Regions from separate parts of the Homo sapiens genome. Here region 1 is linked to region 2. Evidence: chromatin loops called from intact Hi-C (ENCODE). Cell type or tissue: heart right ventricle. All regions are shown on one strand. Each heading gives the region's core, and the rest is flanking DNA. Links, peaks and the distances in the headings are about the cores only. Region 1 has its middle 180 kb from the start of LYSMD4. Region 2 overlaps LRRC28 (leucine rich repeat containing 28).

The links. Hi-C counts contacts between places; a loop is a spot of excess contacts. Peaks named below come from ENCODE experiments on the same cell type or tissue, not always from the same donor. Only the 100,000 strongest peaks of a DNase experiment are listed, where the experiment ranks them.
Region 1: it touches region 2 in a loop (8-fold over the local background); 12 of 110 quality-filtered maps call a loop at or near these places.

Annotation. Positions count from the first base shown.
Region 1 is chr15:99,906,406-99,914,794 of GRCh38, reverse strand. No RefSeq gene overlaps it. Among named protein-coding and RNA genes, the nearest start is that of LYSMD4, 180 kb to the right of the region's middle. In heart right ventricle, for the core only: a CTCF peak has its summit at 4,644 (motif pointing right); no DNase peak of the experiment used is centred there.
Region 2 is chr15:99,281,014-99,283,513 of GRCh38, reverse strand. The region is part of intron 3 of LRRC28 (leucine rich repeat containing 28); the gene reads right to left. Among named protein-coding and RNA genes, the nearest start is that of LRRC28, 31 kb to the right of the region's middle. In heart right ventricle, for the core only: no CTCF peak of the experiment used is centred there; no DNase peak of the experiment used is centred there; H3K27ac peaks cover 1,878 bases.

The DNA of each region.
Region 1 (8,389 bases), core at 3,590-6,089, 630 kb before region 2:
AAGACTTTAAAAAAACCGAAAGGCTTTTCTTAAAAACAGAAATTAGCATTTAACCCTAAGATAATAAAGCAGAAGCCAGATGAAATTCAAAGTGCTTAAATTTCCATTAAAGAATAAATTCAGGTCTCCAGGGGGGAAAAAAATGAAGCAAATATTCTCCCAGGGCAAGAGGAAAAGAAGGTTGTCCGAGTACCTCTCAGGGAGGAAGGTGGAGCTGACAGCCAGGAGAATTCACTATAGAAGAACCCAGACCTGGGAGCAAAGAACCCACTTCAGGGCTCACTGAAGACTCTGTCCTGGCTTCTTAACCCAGCCCACCTGGGGAGCAGGGAAGGGCCCTGCAATTGAGACGACTGAATAGAGAAGGCAGCTAGGCACGGTGGCACACACCTGTAATCCCAGCACTTTGGGAGGTCGAGGCGGGTGGATCACAAGGTCAGGAGTTCAAGACCAGCCTGGCCAACATGGTGAAACCCCGTCTTTACTAAAAATACAAAAATTAGCTGGGAGCACCTGTAATCCCAGCTACTTGGGAGGCTGAGGCAGGAGAATTTCTCGAACTCGGGAGGTGGAGGTTGCAGTGAAACGAGATCATGCCACTGCACTCCAGCCTGGGTGAGAGAGCGAGACTCCATCTCAAAAAAAAAAAAAAAAAAATTGAAAAGGCAACTGCATACAGGGGAGGATTCTGTGTTAAAGCCTGCTTTTCCTGGTAGGAATTTCTTGAAGCAACAGGAAGCTCTGAAACTCTGTTTTCAGTCACTTGGACAGTCAGTCGGTTGTGGGTCAACAAACTTTCCATGTGTTTATGTTTGAGGCACCAGGCTGAGCCCTGGAGATGTAGAGTGGAAAGCAGAGGGTTGTACTGGAAGTGACTGTAGACGGTGTAGTGGCTGAGGCCATGACGGATGGACAGCACAGGCCTCTGGAAGGGACACTAAAAGGGAGTATCTGCCTAGTCTAGGTGCCATCCGTAATGATACCTGACATTTTTGACTTGGGCTTTGTGCAGATGACAAATGGAGCGTTCAGAATGCCAAGAACAACAGCTCAGGGCCAGGCGCGGCGGCTTATGCCTGTCATCCCAGCACTTTGGGAGGCTGAGGCAGGCGGATCACCTGAAGTCACGAGTTCGAGACCAGCCTGGCCAACATGGCGAAATCCTGTCCTACTAAAAATACAAAAATTAGCTGGGCCTGGTGGCGGGTGCCTGTAATCCCAGCTACTCGGAAGGCTGAGGCAGGAGAATCACTTGAACCCAGGAGGCAGAGGTTGCAGTGAGCCAAGGATCATGCCACTGCACTCCAGCCTGGGCAACAAAGCAAGACTCCACCTCAAAAAAAAGAACAACAGGCCTGAAATGGGGCCACCCTCCTGCTAGCTGGAAAAGGTGCCATGGCTTCCTCTGTCAGTGTCAGCTCCCATCACAAAGGAGGGACAAGTAACAGCCTACTCTTCCAGGCCAGGCCTCCTCCCACAGCTGTCGGCCTTAGGCATAGTCTGTGTGTCTTGAGTTGTCCAGCGTCCTGGTGGAAGGCTTTGCTTCCTAAGTGTCTGTAATGCATGGGGCTCATCTGGGGCCAGCTGACATAGCAGGCTGCGTGCCGTGCAGTCCTGGCCTGTCCAGCCTGCACCTCAGTGCTCTGTGCTGGGTCCCCTTCCCTGGAGGACACAGAGCCACAACCTCCCCCAGCAACAGCAGCCACATGCATTTCTTTTCTTTATTTTTTATTTTTTTTTTCAAAAAGGACATGAGGTCTCACAAAATTGACATATAATATGTTAATAAAATTGTTTTTAAACTATGAGAGTTAAACTTAACTCTCTGGTTAAGCTTTAACTCTTTAACTCTCTGGGTTAAGCTTTCAATTTTGCTCTGAACTCATGTCCCAGGACTCATGTCCACACCAACGAGTAGAATCATCTTTAAAGAAACCACGCCGGCTGGGTGCAGTGGCTCCCACCTGTAATCCCAGCACTTTGGGAGACTAAGGAGGGTGGATCTCTTGAGATCAGGAGTTTGAGACCAGCCTGGCCAACATGGCAAAACCCCATCTCTACTAAAAATGCAAAAAAGTAGCCAGACATGGTGGCTGGCACCTGTAATCCCAGCTACTCAGGAAGCTGAGGCAAGAGAATTGCTTGAACCTGGGAGGCAGAGGTTGCAGTGAGCGGAGATCGCGCCATTGCACTCTAGCCTGGGCAGTAACAGCGAAACTCCATCTGAAGAAAAGAAAGAAAAGAAAGAAGAAGGAAGGAAGGAAGGAAGGAAGGAAGGAAGGAAGGAAGGAAGAAGGAAGAAAGGAAGAAAGGCAGAAAGGCCCGCCCTCGCCACATATGATGTTGACCTTTGCTGTTTTCTACCCCATCCTATTCCATTTTGTAGGATGCTGGGGCAGCTCCCTCAACTAATTCATGCCCCAGGAATTGGAATATCCACAAGGGTTTAGAAAACTGTCCCCTCCACTGAGAGCCCTCTGAGGACAGGGCTATCTCTTCCTTGCCCTGAGCCTGGCATACAGTAGGTGCTTATTGAAGCCTTGAGAACCTTAGTGAGGGGTAAGGAAAGAGGCTGGGGATGGAATTTGTGAGGTGGTACATAGTGAGAATTGAGAAACTTAGGGTGTGTCCCTTTTTGCCCCAGCTGTGAGGAAGTTCAAACCATGACTTTGAGACCTTTAAAACTACTTATCTTGAGTTTGTGTCTAGTGGAGAACCAGCTGTGAGCCTCATGAAGCCTGTCATCACAGTTCGTTAATTTGAGGACTGAGCTCTCTCGCGGCTCAGAAGACAGACGACTATTTGAGCAGATTTGTGTGGGCAGAGCTGGATTCACTCCAACTACCAAGTTAGAATTGTTAGAGATTGCATTTTGCAACACCAAAATGAACCAGCGTGGAAGATTTTAGAAGCATGGAAAATTAAACCTAGAAAGACCATAGGGAAACATCCAGCCAACTCTCCCATTTTAAAAGTGAAGGATTTAGGCTGGGCATGGTGGCTCATGCCTGTAATCCCAGGGAAGCTGAGACGGGTAGATCACTTGAGGTCAGGAGTTCGAGACCAGCCTGGCCAACATGGTGAAACCCCATCTCTACTAAAATACAAAACTTAGCTGGGCACGGTGGCACACACCTGTAATCCCAGCTACTTGGGAGGCTGAGGCAGGAGAATTGCTTGAGCCTGGGAGGCGGAGATTACAGTGAACTGAGATCGCACCACTGCACTCCAGCCTGGGTGACAGAGCGAGACTCCGCCTCAAAAAATAAAAAATAAAAATAAAAATAAATAAAAGTAAAGGATTAGTAAATCCTAGATTACTTGCCCAAGATCAGGAAAAAGACAAGAACCCAAATATACTAGCTCCCAATTCAACATTCTTCTTATTATTAAACATTGCCCCTTTCAAAAACTTTGGATTTCATCCTCGTCATATTTCAGTACTCTTGTTGATTTATTTTGGGTTTATCTGATCAAGAACTAACATTTCAGAGGTGTTAGGATTGATCAGTGTTACTGCTTTGTGAAAGGAAAATAACATCTCAGGATTCCATTTCACTAAGCCGAAAGGAAAAAAAATAAGCTGAAGGCTGGGCCGTGCAAGAAACTGCCTTTCCTTCTGTTCGTAAGCAGATTGCTACAGATGAAAGGCCAGATATCTCCACAGGTAGCTACTCTATGTTCACTTTATCTTGGGTAAAGTGCTAATTTACTGACCACAAAATGAATACATGTTGCCGGGTGTGGTGGCTCACAACTGTAGTCCCAGCACTTTGGGAGGCCAAGGCGGGTGGACTGCCTGAGCTCAGGAGTTCGAGACCAGCCTGGGCAACACAGTGAAACCCTGTCTCTACTAAAATACAAAAAATTGGCAGGGCATGGTGGCATTCGCTTGGAATCCCAGCTACTCAGGAGGCAGAGACAGGAGAATCGCTTGAACCTGGGAAGCGGAGGTTGCAGTGAGCCGAGATTACGCCAGTGCACTCCAGCCTGGGCGACAGAGTGAGACTCCATCTCAAAAAAAATAAAAAGAAAGAAAAATTGAACACATTTTTGACCATTCCCCTACCTGTTTCTTTCTTGCAACATGTGGATTCAGTAATGCAACTGTCCCCTCCCTCGTTCCCCTCCAGCCCGCTTTTCCCCTTTAAATACTGAAGCCCTCAAAATCATCTTTGGAAAAAGTCACGGATCACAGATTGTTCCTGTGGTTTTGTGTGCCTTTTTTCCAAGCATGTCCTTAACTTGGCAAAATAAACTTCTAAATTGATTGAGACCTGTCTCAGATATTTTTGGGTTTACAGCTTACAGATGTGAATCACTTGCCAAAGACACTGGCATTTAGCGAGCTCTCCTAGGCTGTAACCAGTATGTCAAACGTGAAGATTATTGTGTGTGATCGTTTGGATTCCTTGTTATGATGTATTTTATAAATGCACTAGTTATATCTTTGCTGATGTATTTTTGCTGATCTTTCGTAAGGTGGAACTTTTGTCTAAATGGTATATATTAAACTGTATTGAGTGTTACAAAACCAATATTCTATGGAGAATGAAAAAATAATGGACTAAATTAACTAGGGGGAGGAAAAGCACGAGTCCTGGGTTGCAAGGACCAAGTGAGGCATGGGCGGAGCAGGTTGTATTCGGCAGGCCCAGAAGAGGGAGCCCCACGACCTGTCTGCCTGTCCCTCTCGCTCTCCTCCAAGACAGACTGCCCTTGAGTTTCCACTTGACCACACTAGATTAGGTTTCTAAAGCAATGTGCTCAGGACTTTTCTTCATTCCCTCCTCCACCCTTAGAGAAGCAGACTCCAGCCAGCAAAGTAAAAAAAAACCTCAACCCCAAGTGTTGTGTATTCGGATCTCCAGAAACAACCAAACAAACAAACAAACACCACTTCAGGCATCAGGGGAATAAAATGGAGAGAACTCGGAGGGCGGCCCAGTTGAGGGCAGACATGGTCCCATAAAAGGCATCCCTGGGCAGGGGGCCGGGGGCCTGGGAGGATGGAGACACCTGAACCTCATGCTTGGAAAAAATGAGAAATAGCTCTTGATAGAGGGGCCAGAGCGTGGAGCAGGGCGGGCTGGGGGGGGCCTGACCTACGCAACAGGAAGCGGCCTGCCCACCCTCTCCACTGCCATGCTCCCCAGCACAGGTGGAAAGGAAAAGGGCTACAGAGTCTGCAGATTCTTTGTTTTTTAAAAGCCCAAGCAGCTTATTTTAAGTCAATAATGCCATGGCCTCAGAGCAAAGCAGACACTGCAGGTACAGCACTGGGAACACCAGGGGCCTGTATTCCAGGGGAAACCTGGAGCCTGGGAGGCACATTTCATGGGCAGAGGTGGGAAGGAGTCACCTGGGGCTGATTTCCATGGACCTGTGAGCCCTGAGCCCTCAGGCCTGGCTGGCTTTTTGTGGGAGCACAGCGCTTCCAGGAGCCAGCCAGCGAGGGGGCCTGCAGCCCTGCAACCCAAGCCCAGTGTGCAACAAGCAGCCAGAGGGCTCACTCTCAGAATGGGGGCTCAGCTGACCCGTCCCAGGACAGACAGCGGGCCTGTCACCGATCACGCTGTTGCGGTGGCAAAGTATTGTAAGGCCAAAGATTTGGAGCTCTGGGCCAGACTGCTGGCTTTGAATCCTGACTTAGACCTCTACTGTGTGACCCCAGGCGGGTTACTTCACTTTTCTGTGTCTCAGTTTCCTCCTCTGTAAAATAGGGGTGAAAATATGGGTCGCAATTTCTTGTTTACAATTCCAAAATCCAAAAAGCTCCAAAGAAATGATACATAAACACACACATACATACATATACACAGCCTCTTCAACTTAAGATAGGGTTACATCCACATAAACTCATTGTAAGTTGAAATGATTGTTAAGTTGAAAATGAATTTAATACACCTAACCTACCAAACATCATAGCTGAGCCTAGCCTACCTTAAACGCGCTCGGAACACTGACATTAGCCTACAGCTGGACAAAATCATCTGGCAAGGCAGTCCACTGTGGAGTATCAGTTCTTTTTTTTTTTTTTTTTTTGAGATGGAGTCTTGCTCTGTCTCCAGGCTGGAGTGCAGTGGCGCAATCTCGGCTTACTGCAACCTCCACCTCCCAGGTTCAAATGATTCTCCTGCCTCAGCCTCCCGAGTAGCTGGGACTACAGGCACATGCCACCATGCCCAGCTAATTTTTGTATTTCTTTAGTAGAGATGGGGTTTCACCATGTTGGACAGGATGGTCTTGATCTTTTGACGTCGTGATCCACCCGCCTCGGCCTCCCAAAGTGCTGGGACTACAGGCATGAGCCATCCCGCCCGGCCGCAGTATCAGTTCTTTACCCTCCTACTTGAGTGACCGACTGGGAGCTGTAGCCACTGCAGCTGGCCAGCATTGCAAGACGGTCTTGTACCACACATGGCTAGCACAGGAAAACACTAAAATTCCAAATTTAAGTTCAGTTTCTATCGAATGCATATCACTTTCACACCATTGTAAAGTCAAAACATCCTTAAATTGAACCATGGTAAATTGGGGACCATCTGTATTGACAAAAAAAAAAAAAAAAAAGGCAAATAGCCAAATGGAAAAAAAACTGGCAAAAGGAAGGCAGTTTTAGCAGAGATTTCTAGGTACTTACTTCAATTGCCATCCCCCCAACCCCCATCCTTCTCAGTAATAGAATCCTGATGTTACTCAGAGTTGCCATTTATCTAATTGAAAGACCATGTTTCCCAGCCTCCCTTGCAGATAGGTATAGCCATGTGACTAAATTCTGATTCAATATATGCAAGCAGAAGTGTTGTGTGTTATGTCCAGGAAGACTCCTTAAAGGGAAGGAGTGTGTCCTCCTTTGTGCCTGCCTCTCCCCTGCTGGTTGGAATGAGGGTGTGATGCCTGGCACTCTAGCAGCCATCTTGGAACGTGGGGCTGAGGACCACAGCCATTCCCTAAGGAGAGCAAAATGCAGCCCTAGAAGACGCCTGGGTCCCTGATTAGTTTGCAAAGCCACAATACCAATCCCGCACTCCCTTCCTCCAGAATACTTTTACAAGGGACAAAAACAAATTTCTATCCAATTTAAGCCTCTGTTGTTTTTGGTTTTTCTGCCATATGCAAATAAACCTAATCCAATTAACACAGCAAATCACAGAGGCTCAAATCCAAATGACCAACAGAAAATGGTGCTGAAGTTTGTCGGTAATTAGAAAAATGCAAATTAAACAACACAACACTTTATACCCATCAAACTGATTAAAAACGAAATGTGTTAATATGTTTGTGGGCAAAGATTCAGGGAAAGCATTCTCTAATACATTGTTGCTGAAACATAAATTGTTATGGCATTTTTGGAAAGCAACCTGGCAACAGTTATTAAAATTAAAACTAGATATACCCTTCAATCTAGCAATCTCATTCCTGGTGCTCTAGCTCCGAGTAATAAAAGAATTAATGTGTATGCAGGTGATACAGTTTGGATCAGTGTCTCCACCCAAATCTCATGTGGAATTGTAATAATCCCCAATGTTGGAGGTAGGGCCTGGTGGGAGGTGATTGGATCATGGGGTGGATTTCTCATGAATGTTCTACTGATTGAACTCAAGAGCGATACAGATAAAGTAGAAATCATTTTTTTCCCAAGGAAGTGACTTTTATCTAAATCCTGAGTGAGAGCTGCATGTGTCTGATGATCCTTGATTCTCTGTTTATATTCATGTGAAAGAACTAGATGACTGACACACGTAGCTTCTGTAAGATTTTGTTTCAGTTGTGAATGATTTCATCATCAGCAGGTCTGTCTTCTGAGTGGGCAGGCTGGCTCTGAACTCTATGTGCAGACAGGCATGTCAAGACAACCTTGACATGAGCAGGAGAGCAGCTAAGATTGCCCTAAAATGCCAGAGAATCATAATAAATCAAAGGACTAATCCTACTCAGGAAGAATGGTTATTACATGAGAGTGTTATTTGCTGGTCGTAGCTAGCAAGAAGGTCAGGCGTAAAGGCAACTCTGCCTGCTTTTATCTCAGAATGGGCCAAAAGGAGGGAAGAGAAAGGGAAGTTGGAAAGACATAGAACTATTCATCCACAAAACCTCAATGATTTCCCTGATTTTTGTTCCATTACAACTTTGCTTTACTCATTTGATCACATGAAGCTTAAAACCTCCTGAGGCCCTACCCTTGACAATAGTATCCATCTTCCCTACTTCTTCTGCTCCCTTCTGGGCAAATTTTGGACAACTAGCAACTCTGTTCTCTTTTATTCGTATAACAGCCTCCAGAACTGCACGAGAATCCATTTCAGTTGTTTTAAGTCACCAAGCGTGTAGTAATTTGTTATGGCAGCCCTAGGAAACTCATATAAATAGAATCTCATTAACTTCC
Region 2 (2,500 bases), core at 1-2,500:
CTCCTGAGTAGCTGGGATTACAGGTGCGCACCACCACACCCGGCTAATTTTTTTTTGTATTTTCAGTAGAGATGGGGTTTCAGCATGTTGGTCCAGCTGGTCTCAAACTCCTGACCTCGTGATCCACCCACCTCGGCCTCCCAAAGTGCTGGGATTACAGGCATGAGCCACCATGCCTGGCCTGTACCATGGAATTCTAAGATGTTAACAACAGGACAAACTGGGTAAGGGGTACACCAGTATGACCCATACTATGTTTATAACTTTTCTATAAATATAAAATTGTTCCAAAATAAAAAAAGTTTTAAAAAATAATTTTTAGTTTGGGTGTGGTGGCTCACGCCTGTAATCCCAGCACTTTGGGAGGCCGAAGTGGGTGGATCACCTTAGGTGAGGAGTTTGAGACCAACCTGACCAACATGGAGAAACCTCGTCTCTACTAAAACTACAAAAATTAGCTGGGCATGGTGGCACATGCCTGTAATCCCAGCTACCTGGGAGGCTGAGGCAGAAGAATCTCTTGAACCCAGGAGGCGGAGGTTGCAGTGCACTGAGATGTTGCCACTGACTCCAGCCTGAGCGACAAGAGCGAAATTCCATCTCAAAAAAAAAAATTTTTAATTAAAGAAACAGGACTTCTACTTTCAGTCAGGATGAATAACAACAATGGAGTAAATGGGATTTTCCCAACTGTTCTAAACAACAAGAAAACCAGATGAAATACAGTCACATGCCACTTAATGACTGGGATATGTTCTAAGAAATGTGTCGTTAGGTGATTTCCTTGTTATGCAAACATCATAGGGTGTTCTTACACAAACCTAGATGGTATAGCCTACCACACACCTAGGTTACAAGGTGTAGTTGCTCTTAGGCTACAAATCTGGACAGTATGTTATCGTATTGAATACTGTAGACAACTGTAACACAATCAGACAACTGATACACGATGTATTTGTGTATCTAAACATATGTAAACATAGAAAAGGTACAGTAAAAACACAGTATTATAATCTTATGAGACCACCATTATGTATGTGGCCTGTCATTGACATAATTATGCTGTGCATGACTGTACATGAAACAATTATTTTCAGATATTAACAAAGGCAACTAGGACTACATTCCCTAAGAGAAAGGAAGTAAGCCACACAATCTCCCTAGCTTTCACCCTAGGGGCAAATTCTGGACTGTAGAACAGGAAGGAAATCCCAAAGTACAGAAGTCTTACTGAGTTATGGAGACACATATCAGAGTTCAGGGAACCTGAGGCAACTGGAAGTTGTGGGGTAAAGTTCTGAAGAAGAGAGAGCTACTGCTACAAAAAAAAAAAAAACCTCCAAAAATTTGCATAAGGAATCCCTTGGCCTCACTCATAGCTGAATTCTAGAACAAACACACATAAGAAAAACTCTAACAGGATACAGTGGGTCATGGGTCATACCTGTAACCCTAGCTACTTGGGAGGCTGAAGCAGGAGGATCACTTGAGGACAAGAATTCAAGACCAGCCTGAGCAATATAATGGGACCCCCATCTCAAAAAATAATAGAAGAAAAATAAAAGGTACTCCAGGCAAAAAGCACCTGAAAATCAATCAGCTGAACAGCCTGCAAAGCTCACAGTGTTGAGAGACATTCAAGTTCTGAGCAAGTATGCCAAATCCTTGTTGATCATTTGAGGTATTCAAGAGAGATCCTGGAAAGCTCATGCTTTAGTAATAGGGCTAACCTAACCACCTATCCTAACAAAGTATAAAAATAAGCCATAAAAGGATCAAAGTAAACTGCAAATAGCTGCATGCCAGAAAAAAGGGACACAATAAAATTTAGACTCTCAAAAATGCAAACTTTATAAGGTCCATCCAATCAAAAAGTATTAGACATGCCAAGAATCAGGAAAATATGACCCATAACCAGGAGAAAAATCAGTCAGTACAAATAGAACCAGTATGACACAGATGACAGAATTAGCAAACAGGACATTAAAATAGCTATAATAACTATATTCAGCTATTTAAATGAAAATATGAACATTATAAGAACTGTAAGATAAAGAAAAATAAACAGAACTTCCAAATATCATAAATACAGTAACAGGCTGGGCACAGTGGCTCACTCCCATAATCCCAGAGCTTTGGGAGGCTGAGGCAGGAGGATCACTTGAGCCCAGGAGTTTGATGTTACAGTGAGCCATGATTGCATCACAACACTCCAGTGTAACTCCTGGGTGACAATGTAAGACCCTGTCTCAAAAACACACACAGAAAGCCAGCCTGGGCAACACAGCAAATCCCCATGTCTATGAAAAAATTTAAAATTTAGCTGGGCATGGTGGTGCATGCCTGTACTTCTAGCTACTTGGGAGGCTGAGATGGGAGGATCCCTTGAGCCCAGGAGTTCAAGGCTGCAACGAGCTAGGATAGAGCCACTGCACTCCAGCCTGGGCGACAGAGCAAGACCCTGTCCCTTAAAAAAAAAAAAATACAGTAACCAAAGAGA